Regions from separate parts of the Homo sapiens genome. Here all the other regions are linked to region 1. Evidence: chromatin loops called from intact Hi-C (ENCODE). Cell type or tissue: PC-9. All regions are shown on one strand.

Region 1 (5,000 bases):
TGTGGACTCACCCCAGAGGTGTGTAGAAGAGGGTGCAGAGTCTGGAGTAGTTTGGGGTGTAGGTGTCGGGGGAGAGGCAATTGTCTCGGGTGGAAACAAAATCCATGGCTTGTGCCCCTGCAGTTGCAAACACCATGAGTAGACGACAGAGAGAGAGAGAGAGAGAGAGAGAGAGGGAGGGAGGGAGGGGGAGAGAAAGAGAGAGAGAGAGAGAGAGAGAGGGAGGGAGGGAGGGGGGGAGAGAGATTGAGAGAGAGAGAGAGAGAGAGAGAGAGAGAGAGAGAGAGAGAGAGAGAGAGAGAAAACTAATTGTAATTCCTACTCATAGCCACAAGATGGCACTATTGCTCAGAGTCTTTACTCTGAAAAGCCGAATCTAGCAGAATCTAGCAGTCTAGTTTGGGATTCCTTGCTTCTCTCCGTCTCCTCCCGTTTCTCTCTCCGCTTTCCTCTCTTTTGTCTTCCTCTCCCTTCGTTTTTAAACACTGCTTTTATGGTGGACTTGAGCAATAGTATAGGAGAAGCCATTGGTGCTCAGAGAGAGATCCCCGAGATGGATATTTGGCCACACTAGGCACAATGGTTTGCTCACTGAGCACGGCCGGAAGGCCTGGCTTCACCAGCTTCCTCTTCTCTCTGGCCAGAACCCACAGCCTTGCTGTTCTGGACCTGGCCCGTGGCTTGGGAAGCCTCCAGGGACAATCTTGCTTCTCCCTCCCTTACTCCATCCTCCCCACCCCATAACATGCTTATCTGGGAAGCACCTGCCCTCAGATCTGGTTCCAGGGGTCCTTGCTTTCCACTTGAGAAACTGTAAACACGCACAGAATGTCTCCTGGTGGGGGTTCTGAGGCCTTTTCCTCCCTGGTATTTTAGCCTAAGGAAAAAGCATTCAGTGGTGTGGGGATGGTGGGTGGAGCTTGCGGTATTTTTCTAAGACTTTTGCAGTTGGGGAACAAATCTCCAGGGAAGGGGCAGGGCCTCGGGCTAATTCCAGTACAGTAGGATCAGGGCCATGAAAACATCACACAAAGGAAACTTCAAAGCTCTTCCCCAGTCTGAATGGGCAGGGCCTGCTGAGAGGTCAGATGTTAACCTGATCCAAATGCCCTCTTGCTTTCAGGTGCCCCTCGCAGGCCTGCACACCCCTAGGGGATCCACCCTCTCCCAGGTCAGAATTCCACAGGGCCCTGAAGCTTCCTTACGCAGTGCTCCCCATCCCTGTGCTTGAAGCAAAGCCAGGGAGGGCAGAGCCCAGAAGTTGGGATCTGGTTCTGACTGTTCTCTGGCCTTAGGAGTAGAGGCCAATTTCATCTCTGCAAAGTGAGGCTGGGGCTGAGGAATGAAATTACACCTTCATCCCGCTCAGTCCTGCCTCATCCCCAAACCTTGCCAAACCCTGACACAGCTACTTTGCAGGGAGTGGTGAGAATTAGGAATGCTGCAAGGTCACTTAGGGTGATCATTAGGACAGTCATTAATTTCTGAGGCCTAAGAGTGACTAATTTATCTCTGATAGACACAGGGATCAAAGGAGAGTATTTATGGCTTAGAAACAAACCTCCCATTCTTTCCCCTGCTATAATAAATAATAAAAAGCTCCCAGGCCTCCCTCCCTTGTCCATCTCTTCCCTGCCCCTTCCTCTCTGTCTTAACTGTCCCTGCACAAAAATTAACCCTACTCTTGCTTCTCTGTACTCTTCCCCTTCCTTCTGTAAGAACCAGAGAGGGGAAGAGAATTAGCTGGCCCTGAGAGCTTCAGCTGCAACTGTGCTGTGGAGTGAGGGGTGCTGATCCCAGGGGAGGACATAAGCCAGGCCAAGAGTGGGCTCTCCCTGGGCATTTACCATGTTTACTTTCCTAAGTATGTATACCAGGGCCTGGTTAGGCTAGAAAGCAGACTGTCACCAGGTTTATTAGCTGTGTGACCTTGAGCAAGCTACTTTTTTAAAGCCTCAGTTTCCCAATCTATAAAAGAAGGATAATAATAGCATCACAGACTGGCTTATGAGAATGACATAAGATAAAATATATAAAGTGCTCAGCACAGAGCCTGATGCAAAATAATGGCCACCACATTTACCAGGACCTCAACATCCTTATTTTATTTCCAAGAACTTGAGGCTGCAGTACAAACTGAGTCCTTCACTTTCTGTTGTAGCCTCTGGGAGACGCCAAAGTGAGGATGGGTGTGGCCCTCCAAGGACGCTGGACCCCTGCTGTAACAAGACACAGATCACACGGGAGGGGTTCTCAGCCTTAAGGATGCCGTGAGGTGGGCCTAGATCATGGCTTCTCACCGCCGCACTACTGACAGACCATTCTTTGTGGTGAGGCTTTGTTCTGTGCATTGTAGGCTGTTTCGCAGCATCTCCGGCCTCTGTTCACTAGATGCCAGTAGCAGCCTTCTAGTCATGACTATCAAAAATGCCTTTAGACATTGTCAGATGTCTTCTGGGGGACAAAACTGCCCTTAGTTGAGGGGCACTGGTCCAGGAAGGTGGGAAACATAGGGGCAAACCTGGCAGGGGTGAGGAAGCAGGTATGAGCCTGCGCACAAGAGCCCCTCCTACCCTGGGCAGGGCTCAGGCAGACCCTCAGCTGACTGTGGAGATTGGCCCTGGAAGACGAAGTTCTCTCTAGTAAGGCCATGGCCTTGCTTCCTCAAGAGCTGATGCCCTGCTTGGACATGGACCCCTGGATTCCCCCCAGCCCAAACCAACATACACAACCCTGTCCAGCCCCAGGAGTGCTGGCCAAGAAACAGTGCCCTGGTGGCACAGAATGCTCACTAAATGGACCCTGGGTCCATTCTCATCTCAGGGCAGAGCATGGAGCCAGGCTGGCCCTGCCACTCATGCACTGTGTGGCCTTGGGCAAATTGTTTCACCTCTCTGTGCCCCAGGATCCTTATCTGTAAAAATACCTTCCTAGGCAGGTTGTTGTGAGGATTAAATGACTTCATATTTCTAACATACTTAGAAGAGAGCCTGACTCATAGCAAGCACTAAGTGTTTGTTAAAGAAGCCAAAACCCAAAAAGAAGCTGCTGCAGACCAGGCGATGATGCAGCGTTGTGTATGTCAGAGGGTGCCTCAGCTATGACCTAAGGTCCAGGAGCTGTGTTTCCAAGGGCCTCTGGCCATTTGTATCTGGGTGTGGTGGGTGTATCTGGGGTCCCTGCAGCATCTCCCCTATTGGAGGTGGTTGTTCTTAGGAAAGTTCATTTTGACCAGAGAGAATACTCAGTGCAGTGGGCTCCAGAACTTCTCACTTGACAGCCCCTGGGAATTTCTTTGACTTGAGGGTGCTGGGAGAAAAGTCTTTTCCTCTACCAACTTAGGTTTGAGGAGGGGGTTTGTGAAATGACTCACAATAGACATACGAACGGGAAAAAAGACGAGGTCTATTCATATGTGGGAGCACTCGGTAATAAGTACCTTGCTGTACAGCCAGAGGTAAAGGTTTAAATACCAACTTAGCAAAAGGGAGGCAATGACAGCTTCGGAGGCTGGAAGGGTCTGATGGGGCTTGTTTACATAGTGTTTGGGAATGTACCAGTGCCCAAGGCCAGTCACCTCCCTGACTGGAGACCTCTGGGGGTGGAGATGAGGAGAAAACTCTGTTTTAGCCAGGTAGGGGTTCACTGGTGATTTCTTTTTTTTTTTTTTTCTTTTCCTTTTCCTTCTTTTATTCTCAGACCTCACAGGGATGGATCTTTTTCTTCCCTTTTTTCTTATTTTTCTTTTCTCACCCTCCCCCAATTCAGATTTCTTTTTGCATCTATTGTTGAAGCATCTGTTGTTGGATTTTGGTTGCTTAAAGGGAAGTACCTTCAATTTGCTGGGAAGAGAGAAGGAGCGAGGGAAGGAGCTGTTGAGTGAGCTGCTGTGATCTTTTGGGAACCCTAATATTTCCTGTCTGGCAGAGGAGGCAAAACCCCAGTCCAGAAGCCTCCCCAAACACGCAGTGGGAAAAACCACTTAGAGTTGCCAAGTGCTTTGCATGAGTTATCTATTGCTATGTAACAAATTGCCCTGAAACAGCAGCCTCAACAGCAAAACGTGTGTCATCTCTAATGGTAACTTAGAGTCAGGAATTTGGACGCGACTAAGGTGAGTTGTTCTGGTTCAGGGTCTCTCATGAGGTTGCGGTCAAGATATTAAGCAGAGCTGCTGTCACGTGAGGGCTTGATATGAGGCGGGAGGATTCACGTCCAAGATGGGTCCTCACATGGCTGTTGGCAGGAGGCGTCAGTTCCTCACCTCTGGGACCTCTGAGAGGGCTGCGTGAACATCCTTACAACACAGCAGCTGGCTTCCATAGTGAGCAGCCCAAGGCAGAAACTAATGCAGGCTAATCACCGTGTCTTTCTTAAGCTAGCCTCGAAGGCATATGCCATCACTTCTGCTGTACTTGTGGGCCATGCAGACCGACCCTGATGCAATGTGGCAGGAGACCATTCAAGGGCCTGAAAACCAGGAGATCAGGATCACTGAGAAACTGGCTACAACAGGCTTTCAGTTCCCCTCCCAGAAGAATGTTCACCTGCGTACTGGCCCAGGTGTCAGCCAGGCTCAGGCACACACTGGAGAAGCCCCTCAGACTGAAAACCCAATGGGCTGGGGTGGGATTCAGTGCTGCTACCAACTGCCTCAGCCTGCCTCCTCGGTGAACACTGTACCCACTCAGAATCGGGCAAGACATCCCCATGGTGGAATAAGAGCTCTGAGCACTGGGTGGGAGAAGCATTGGCCTCTTGGGACCCTCTCTAAGACTGGGAAAGGAAGACTTCACACCAAAAAAATTCCTAAGAGAAAGAACAGAAGGGAAACAAGCGACTGTCAGTAGGTGGAGCTGGGGGGCGGTGGGGGCTGGAACTTGATGGGGTGGGGCACCTGCTGCAGGCTTCAGGGAGAAGATAGGGCCTGAGTTCAGTCCTGAGCACCAAACCTAGACATGATGAACTACAGTCAGCCTCCCAGTGATTCACGCTGTTTC
Region 2 (5,000 bases), 420 kb after region 1:
GTATTACTGCACTTGACCCTCATAATCAATTTTCAAAGGCAATGAGGTAGATGATAGTATTATAGTGCTCTTCACTCTCAACTTACAGAAAAGGAAACTGAAGCTTCAAGCAGTCAACTGATTTTTCTGAAAGCACCATGAGATAAGTGCAGGGCCAAAGCCTCAACAGTTAAGCCAGGTTTCCCTCTGATTAGCTGTCACAAGTGACTACACAGAGAAGTAGACTCGGTATCACTACCACTGAAAAAAATGTAAACTGGTACATTCTGTCAACAATGATACAGAGATGCCAGTCCCTAATGAGTAGCTACAATGCTTCAGTTGCTGGCCTTCAGAGATCCTGAGACATCAAACAATGATTTGAAGAGTATTACCACAAATTTTTTACTTAAAGTTTAGATGACTGAGTGAGGAATATGTAAGTGTTCTCAGAACTTAGAAGGCCAACTAGCTCAGTTTAACAGTGAATAGAAAAACTGAGAGATAAGATTGAGAAGGCAGTCTGGAGCCAGATTAAAGTACATCAAGTTTAGACATTGTTATATATACGTAATGAGGGGCCACTAAAGGCTAGGTAACTGGGAAATCATGATGCAACGTGTGGTTTAGAACGCTGAATCTGGCCAGTGTGGTGTCACACGCCTGCAGTCCCAGCTACTCCAGAGGCTGAGGCAGGAGTATTGTTCAAGCCCTGGAGGTTGACAATGACCAGCCTGGAAAACACAGCAAAACCCTGTCTCTCTTTTAAAAATGTTTTTAATGAAAAAAAAATTTTAAGCTGAATCTGATAACAGTAAGTAGTTGGACTGAAGTGAAAAATTTTCAGAGGGCTAGGGCAATGGAGCCTAGGAGAGGACAGCAGCAGTTAATAACTTAGTCCCCAGGGTAAGCCTCCCCTTGCCTCTTCTTTGCTATGCCCCTATCTGCTAGTGGCCATGGGGACTGGCATAAGCTCCAAACCAGACAGATCACAATATCCTCCTTTCTCTGGGCGCACTGACTGGTCCCAATTTAGGGCAGGAGAAATGATCTTGTCTTTTTGGGTCATAGTATAAGAAGGACATGAGGCTGGAGTTACAGACAGCATTTTCTTGGACCTTTTGGCAAAAGCATGTCTGCAAGAAAATAGAATGAAGTGAGAGTGGATTTTAATGGGGTGATATCCCTGTTTTATAGTTCCCAAGACCCTAGTTCCTGCAGGCCTTCCTGCAATTCTATAATGCTATCTCAGCATCCTTCCTACAGACAACCCAAAATTCCATCAACTATTCAATTTAAGCTGTATTCCTATCATTTGGAACCAAGAGTCTTGACTAAAAGAGGGTGGTGGCAGTGGGAACAGAAGAATGTAAAGGTAACAACACCAAGTAGAACACAGGCAGAGCAAGTGAGACTGGAGCTGAAAGAAAAACAAGCTGTCTTTCATTTCTTCATTAATATAAAAAATTATATGGTAAATATTACAACTTTCTGGTACATTAAAGATATTTCACATTACAATTCAATAAACATTTACTGAATATCTGCCTATTTACCAGATAGCAGGACCCCAAACCTCTGGCTATGCCAATCAATACAAATACAGGCTGGGCGTGGTGGCTCACACCTGTAATCCAGCACTTTGGGAGGCTGAGGTGGGCAGGTCATCTGAGGTCAGGAGTTCATGACCAGACTGACCAACATGGAGAAATCCCATCTCCACTAACAATACAAAAATTAGCCGGGGGTGGTGGCAGGTGCCTGTAATCCCACCTACTCGAGAGGCCGATGCAGGAGAATCGCTTGAACCCGGGAGGCGAAGGTTGCAGTGAGCCAAGATTGCGCCACTGCACTTCAGCCTGGGTGACAGAGCGAGACTCCGCCAAGAAAGAAAGAAAGAAGGAAAGAAGGAAGGAAGGAAGGAAGGAATTATTTTGTATAATATACTATAATTAAGTCAAATTATTTCCACTGACACCTTGCTTCACAATATTATGTCACAACTCAGGTAATTTGTATCATTCTTCTTCTCAAATAATATCAAGAGATATCCATTCTGATATAATTTCATCTGTGACAAAAGTTATTTTGGTTGGGTTCCAGTCAATAATATCTTGAACTAGGGTCAATTCATCCAAATTTAGAACAATCAAAAATTAAATGAGAAATTGATTTTGGTTTAGGTTCAAAGTCATCAATTTTCACTTAAGAAATATTTGAATAGCTACCATAAAACAGATACTGTTCACAGCACACTACTTCCATCTACTGGCAGCCTAGGCTGACAGCCTGGTACTCATCCTTTATTCTTCTCTCTCTTCCACATCTTGAATCAGTGGTTTTCAACACTGGCTGCACATTAGAATCCTGAAGTACAATTTTAAAATATCAGCGCCCAGCTATTATCCCAGAAATTCTGATTTCCAGGAATTATGGAGTAAAGCCTAGGCACTGGTATTGTTAAAAAGCTTCCAAAGTGATTCTGGCAGGCAACAAAGTGTTAAAAACAAATGCCTCTGGCAGTAAAATGAGTTCGAAAAGAAAAAGAAAAACAAATGCCTGTAACTTTCAGTTGTCAAGTTCTACTGATTGTTACATCTGAAATAATTCTCTAATAATATGTCCCCTCTGATCTGTCCCTACTAGCTGGTAGAAGCCCTCACTATCTTGAACCTAAACTAAGTGTGGACTCCCTCAAGTCTATCTTCTATACCACTATCAAAGTGATCTATCTATAATATAAATATAGGATGCTGGCACTTGCTTGTTTAAAGTTATCCCATGGCTGACTATTACTTGCTTCAGTGGTGGTCAGGCAGGATGGTGTGAAGCACTCTCCTATGAGGTATAAGGTAAGTTGTACATAATATAGTTAGCAGTAGTAGTAGTACAAGTATTAATGTTTGTAAAGATTTTTATAAGTATAAATCAGAGGGTTTTCAAAGTATCCTTATATTAAACAATTACCTCCCTCATTTTAATTGTTTACTTGAATGGAAGAAAAAAAGAAAATTAAAAACACAGGAACTCTGCATAGAACTATATTATGCATGTATTACTATCTGTTAAATGTGTCGCAGAGGAATAAAAATTTGAAAACTGATAAACCAAAACAGTGGTTCTCAACCAGGTAGTATTGCCCTCCCAAAGGCACCTGAGAAATGGTGGAGGCTACATTTGGTTTCACAGTGATTGGAGGGAGTGCTGTTCGCATTAAGTGAGCATGAGCTAGGGATGTTCGGCATCCTTCAATACCCAAGAAACGGGAGTTGGCAAGTTTTCTGTAAAAGTTGTAACCCTCTGCTGCATATTCTTCCCTTTTTCGTACAACTCTTTAAAAATGTAAAAACCATTTTTAGCTCATGGGCTATATAAATACAGGCAGTGTGACCACCTGTGGGCTGATGTTTGCAGACCCCTGACCAAGAACATCCCACAGGACAAAAAGACCTGTGTCTCACATGACTTTGCAATGTCCCATCTGACATTGTGTGGAAAAACCTGTTTATAATTACTTCAGCCTAAAAATTAAGTATTTTGTTTTACATAAAAAAGTATTTTTTCACGGTTTTAATAAACACCAAGTTTTCCAGGAATGCAATTAATACAACTTGTACTTTGACTTGGTCAGAACTTTACAAATAGGATGTTAAGTATTTTGAAAAATCTCATTACCAGTGACAATACCATTTAAAATATCTTACCTACCAATACAACACATTTTATATACCTGCATTTGTTGCTGTGCATTCACAGTAATACCATGTATAGGTACAAGCATCTGATTAATTCATTATGTGTTCTAATGATATAATGCTTAAGCATTTATATTTTAAAATATATATTTCAAATCATGTTTAGATTTCTTATACTTTTCCTTTGTACTACATTTATGACATCATATTAGAAATTATGTTTTAATTTTATTATATGTGAATTATAAGAATTCCTTTTAAGGATCATAAAGGAGCATTAGAAAATATTTACTACAAAAAAAGAAACACTGGGCTGGATATGTTTGAGAATCACTGAGCATGAAGTTCAAACTCAACACAACAGGCCCTGCTTATCTTTTAGTGTCTTACAACTTCCTGCCTCCCGCACTTGACACTCAAACAGCACTAACCTGTTTGTAATTCCCCAACTAGCAATCCCAATATGATGCTTCTTCTATGTGTCTCTGTTCGTGCTATTCTAAATGTTCTGAAATGTCTTATCATCACCTTCAACAGATTAATTTCTATTCACCATTCAAGACTCAGTTCAAGTATGGCTTCCCCAATACTCCTCCTCTCCTAGTAAGGTAAGTGCCCCTTTCTCTTCCAAAAATGCCCTAATATCTCTATCCCTGCACTTACCTCAATGAAATGAAATTATGTCAAAAAGTCTATTTGACCCAACAGAGTCTAAACTTTGAGAGCAGGGTCTATGTATCTCTGCAAATACATCATCTAACACCTTGAAGTAGAATTCATATTCCAACAAGCATTCATACTGTATCAATAACATTTCAAATAAAAAATTCTAAATGTTGCAGATCAACATTAAGTCCAGAATTCTTTAAAGCTACCAACTTCTTGCTTTATAAAATTCTCTCACACACATTCACAAACCATAAACTTCTTTAAGATAAGAGTAGAAAATAATTCAGGGTGCTGATTTCTGTTTGCCTAATCTAGCCTAGCAAATTAGCAAGGGGCTCAGAGCCAAAACAAATTTAAAAATTAGGCTACGATACTAAAGAAAAAAAAGAATTTGAATGAAAAATGAAAATGTAATTCATCACTTTTTTTTTTCTTTTGAGACAGGATCTTCCTCTCTCACCCAGCTGGAGTGCAGTGGCACAATCACGGCTCACTACAGCCTTGTCCTCCTGGGCTCAAGCAATCCTTCCACCTCAGTCTTCTGAGTAGCTGGGACTACAAGCATGCACCACCATGCCTGGCATTATGTGTGTGTGTGTGTGTGTGTGTGTGTGTGTGTGTGTATATATATATATTTTTTTTTTTTTTTGTAAAGAC
Region 3 (5,000 bases), 1.3 Mb after region 1:
TCCTAAAGGTAGGAGTGGGAACTCTTTGAAGTTAGATGTGGTCACAAGACTTGTTAAAACAAGTGTGAGCCAACTAATTGTGAGCAGAATTGATATCGTCACTTGTGTGCAGAAATTGGGAAGAGCCAAATTTGAGCCCTTTAGTCAGTTTTTTCCCCTACTTCATTGAAGCAGGTGTCAGGATGGAAGCTCCATCAGCCCTGGTCCCTGAGTGACTATGATAACAAAACTTCATGAAGAAGAAATAGACCGTTGAATTAAGACACTGAGATTTTTGTGATTGTGTTACTGTAGCATAATTTAGTTATTCTGACTGATATAACCCCGATTTTTGGTGAGGAAACAGAACAACTGGGACTTTCATATGCTGCTTGTGAGCCTAAGCTGGTACAACGCCGGAGAAAACTTTTTGCAAATGTTTAGTCAAGTTCACAATGTGTATACCCATGTAGGCACAAGAAAAATGAGTGAAAGTTTTTGCTACAACATTAAAGAAAAAACTGAAAATAACCTCAATGTCCATAGACAAGAAATATATATTAGTAGATTAATAGAATACATTACTACTGAGTAGCTAAAATAAACTTAAGCTACCTGAATCAAAATATATAATTCTCAAACAGAGTCTAAAAAATTGCATGAGGATATGTATAGTATGAGGTCACTATATAAAGTAAACATAGCATATTATGCTGTAGCTACATAAAATATGTAGTAAAAGTATAACAACATGCATGGGCATAATAAGCATCAAATTCAGAGAAATGTTCACTTCTGGGAAAAGAAGAGGATGCAGGATCCTCGGTGATAGGGTATTTGGAATGTTTTATGTCTTATTTCAAAACATCAAATGCTACTATGTAAAAATGCTGGGTGGTGGGTACCTGGATATTTGTTGTATTATCCTCTGTACTTTTCTGTCTACTTGAAATACTGAATAATAATTAAAAAGAAAATACAAGCAAGCAAAAAGAAAAAAAAATATCTATAAGGCTTCCTCTCCTGCTCCAACTCTGAAATCACCTTAATTAATATATCGATGTAAATCTGTCCAATGTTCTTCCATATCTTTGTGTCTCTGCCTCACCTGGATAGGAAGAAAAAGGGTGGTAGTTCTTCAGATAACTACAGTAAAGACAGTGTGCAGAGTTTAGCAGGCTATGTACTCTATACCTTAATTTACATATTTAGGAGATGTCGTTTTGCCAACTTAAAAATATTTACTAAAAGGAGAAACATTTCATTATTATTATTATTATTATTATTTAGACAGGGTCTCGTTCTGTTGCCCAGACTGGAGACTGGAATACAGTGGCATGATTATCACTCACTACAGCCTTGACCTCTTGGGCTTAAGTGAGCCTCCCACCTCAGCCTCCTGAGTAGCTGGGACTACAGGCATACACCACCATGCCCCGCTAATTTTTTTTTTGTAGAAATGGAGTCTCACTATGTTTTCCTAGGCTTGTCTCACATTCTCAAGCGATCTTCCTACCTTGGTCTCCCAAAGTGTTGGGATTACAGGTGTGAGCCTCATTATTATTATTATTATTATTATCGTTGTTGTTGTTGTTGTTGTTTTGGAGACAGTCTCATTCTGTCGCACAGGCTGGAGTGCAGTGGCGTGATCTCGGCTCACTGCAACCTTCGCCTCCCAAGTTCAAGCAATTCTCTGCCTCAGCCTCCCAAGTAGCTGGGATTACAGGCACCTGCCATCACGCCTGGCTAATTTTTTTTATTTTTAGTAGGTGCAGGGTTTCACCATCTTGGCCAGGCTGGTCTTGAACTCCTGACCTCGTGATCCACCCACCTCGGCCTCCCAAAGTGCTGGGATTACAGGCATGAGCCCCCACGCCCAGCCTAGCCTCAGTATTCTTTAAGAGTTTGCATCAGTTTGCTTGCCATCATCTTTTTTTTTTTTTGAGACATAGTCTCGCTCTGTCGCCCAGGCTGGAGTGCAGTGGCACCATCTCGGCTCACTGCAACCTCTGCCTCCCGGGTTCAAGTGATTCTCCTGCCTCAGACTCCTGAGTAGCTGGGATTACAGGCGCATGCCACCATGCCCAGCTAATTTTTGTATTTTTAGTAGAGACAGGGTTTCACCATGTTAGGCTGGTCTTGAACTCCTGACCTCGTGGTCCACCCACCTCGGCCTCCCAAACTGCTAGGATTACAGGCGTGAGCCACTGCGCTTGGCTGCCATCACTTATATTGATTTGTTTAGATTCTTTTTTCTTTTTTTTTTTTTCAGACGAGTCTCGCTCTGTTGCCCAGGCTGGAGTACAGTGGTGCGATCTTGGCTCACTGCAACCTCCACCTTCCAGGTTCAAGTGATTCTCCTGCCATAGTCTCCCGAGTAGCTGGGACTACAGGCATGTGCCACCATGCCCAGCTAATTTTTGTAGTTTTGGTAGAGACAGGTTTCACCATGTTGGCCAGGCTGGTCTCGAACTCCTGACCTCAGGTGATCCGCCCGCCTCGGCCTCCCAGAGTGCTGGGATTACAGGCCTGAGGCAATGCGCCCAACCTTGATTTTTTTAGACTCTTTAAACTTTTTTCCTTTCTCAATTTTCAGAACTATAAGAGACTTCTAAATGCTTAGAGAACCTGTGTTATTAATATACAAAAGCATGACTCTGAAAACAGGCAATTCTGGCACTGAAGAGCATCAGATTTAAACTCCATCTTGTAAGTGGTTTTCTTTGTTCTTTTTCTGCTTTCTTTCCCTTTTCATATTTGCTTTCTATAATTCCCTACGTATTTTAGCTATAATTTCTCTTATCAGCTATTTCCCAGTATTCTGTTTCCTTCTACAAATGATATACACGTGGGCTGAGGCAGGCCAAACTTAGAGCTTAATGTGGTTTTCCTGCACTTTTAGCACCACCTAATGATAGTGCTCTGGTATAAAGAATCTATGCTTTCCTGATTTTTTTATGCTCCTGAACACATTTCTAGCTGTGGCTTACAGTGTTGGTCTTTTAACGATTATCATGTCACATAACAGTATAGTTTTCAACCTGTCTGCACAACAGAGTCACCTGGTTACCTCTAAAAAATGCTGTCATTAGGCCCAAATCCAGAGCCACTGTCAGAGAGGCATTAACTCTTATTCATTGGACAAAACTAGATGTCATTTAAAAGTACTCAGTTCCATCACTTACTGGGAAGAGTCAGCTTTCTTCCCTTGGTATATAACTACATATACTTATGGTATTATATGACTAATCATGGCTAAAAATGAATACACTTGAGAGATCCCTTCAAGTACTTGTTCGTGATATATACTAATTCTGACAGTTGCCTACATTTCTTTCTCTTAATTTTTTTAAATTTGGGCAAATATATTAGACACATAAAAGTGCCATGATTAAAACAACCAACAGTTATATCTGCCATTCAAAAATGAACTAAAGTCTGCAACCTCCGCCTTCCCGAGTTCAGGAGATTTTCGTGCTTCAGCTTCCTGAGTAGCTGGGATTACAGGCGCGTGCCACCACACCTAGCTAATTTTTGTATTTTTAGTAGAGACGGAGTTTCACCATGTTGGCCAGGCTGGTCTCGAACTCCTGACCTCAGGTGATCTGCCCACCTTCTCGGCCTCCCAAAGTGCTGGGATTACAGGTGTGAGCCACCACTCCCAGCCAAAAAAATATTTATTTTTGAGTCTCGCTCTGTTGCAAGGCTGGAGTGCAGTGGCGCGATCTCAGCTCACTGCAACCTCCACCTCCCAGGTTCAAGCAATTCTCCTGCCTCAGCCTCCCAAGTAGCTGGGACTACAGGCATGTGCCACCACACCACCAGCTAATTTTTGTATTTTTAGTAGAGACGGGGGTTTCACCATGTTGGCCAGGATGGTCTCAATCCTGACGTTGTGATCCGCCCACCTTGGCCTCCCAAAATGCTGGGACTACAGGCGTGAGCCACCGTGCCTGGCCAACAATATATTTCTAATATTTCTAATAGAGCAGAAGAGCTGGTCACAGAAACAAGACCAATAACAACAAAACAATGAGAACATGAGACTGCTAAAGTGTGCCAATGTTGTGAGCACAATACCACACAGAAAGAAGAGGTCAGCAGCTTCATGAAAGAGGAGATTTGAGCAGGGCCTTGAACAAGGGAACAATTTCAATAGGCAGCAAACAAAAGGCAACCATCTAGGTGGGGGAATAACGTGAGCCAAGCCAAAAATGGGAATAAGCACAATACAGTTATTTCTAAAAGTCTTTCATGTGGTCTACTAATAATAGCTAACATTTTTGAGCACTTACGATATGTCAAGCAGTATTCCAAGTCCTTTCATGTATTAATTCGTTTAACACAGCAACACTGTCATCAAGAGCACACTGCTCAAACCACTTTTTCTGTTGCTCTTAGACACAGTGCCGTCTCTGGGTCTCAGTTTGTCTGTCTGTAAAAAAGCAGATAATAACACTACCCTATGCATGATGGATATACACACCCAGGCAAACACAAGAAGAGATTAAACAAAATGATGTAGCTGTTAGGATAAATTGGTGAGATTGTGGGTTATATTTCTATTACCCAAATGCAATTTGATGCAATACTGGCCTTTTTGAAACAGTTTTCTTGCAATATAATCCACATATCATACAATTCGCCCATTTAAATGGTACAATCCAGTGGTTTTAAGTATACTCTCAGACTTATGCAACCATTACCACAATCAGTTTTGAACATTTTCATCACCTCAAAGAGAAACTCTGTAACCTTTAGCTATCATCCCAGGTGCCCATATCATTCTTCTCTCTCCTTCCCTAAGCAACCACTAATCTTGTCTGTCTCTATATATTTGACCATTCTGGACATTTTATAAAAATGGAATCATATGTGACTTTTTGTGATTGTCTTCTTTCACATAGCATGTTTTCAAGGTTTATCCGTGTTGTAGCACATATCTACTTCATTCCTTTTTAAAATTTTTATTAATTTTTTTTGTAGAGATAGGGTCTCGGTATGTTGCCCAGGCCGGTCTT

What was found. Peaks named below come from ENCODE experiments on the same cell type or tissue, not always from the same donor. Only the 100,000 strongest peaks of a DNase experiment are listed, where the experiment ranks them.
Region 2: a loop joins it to region 1, with 16 times the contacts of the local background. A loop is called at or near these places in 95 of 110 quality-filtered maps.
Region 3: it touches region 1 in a loop (7-fold over the local background); 3 of 110 quality-filtered maps call a loop at or near these places.

The regions. Positions count from the first base shown.
Region 1 is chr2:62,407,600-62,412,599 of GRCh38, reverse strand. No RefSeq gene overlaps it. Among named protein-coding and RNA genes, the nearest start is that of TMEM17, 96 kb to the left of the region's middle. RefSeq lists enhancers at 406-595, 867-1,626, 2,558-2,637, 2,878-2,967, 4,443-4,492. In PC-9, a CTCF peak has its summit at 2,393; DNase peaks (open chromatin) are centred at 379, 979, 1,409 and 2,989; H3K4me3 peaks cover 1,049 bases; H3K27ac peaks cover 3,195 bases.
Region 2 is chr2:61,990,870-61,995,869 of GRCh38, reverse strand. The region is part of intron 1 of COMMD1 (copper metabolism domain containing 1); the gene reads right to left. Among named protein-coding and RNA genes, the nearest start is that of COMMD1, 88 kb to the right of the region's middle. In PC-9, a CTCF peak has its summit at 2,249 (motif pointing left); a DNase peak (open chromatin) is centred at 2,239.
Region 3 is chr2:61,133,551-61,138,550 of GRCh38, reverse strand. LOC105374759 (a long non-coding RNA gene) reads left to right here. Exons shown (of 3, transcript XR_940137.1): 2 at 2,576-2,688. It also overlaps a transcript of SANBR not described here. Among named protein-coding and RNA genes, the nearest start is that of C2orf74-DT, 8.9 kb to the left of the region's middle. In PC-9, a CTCF peak has its summit at 2,858; no DNase peak of the experiment used is centred here.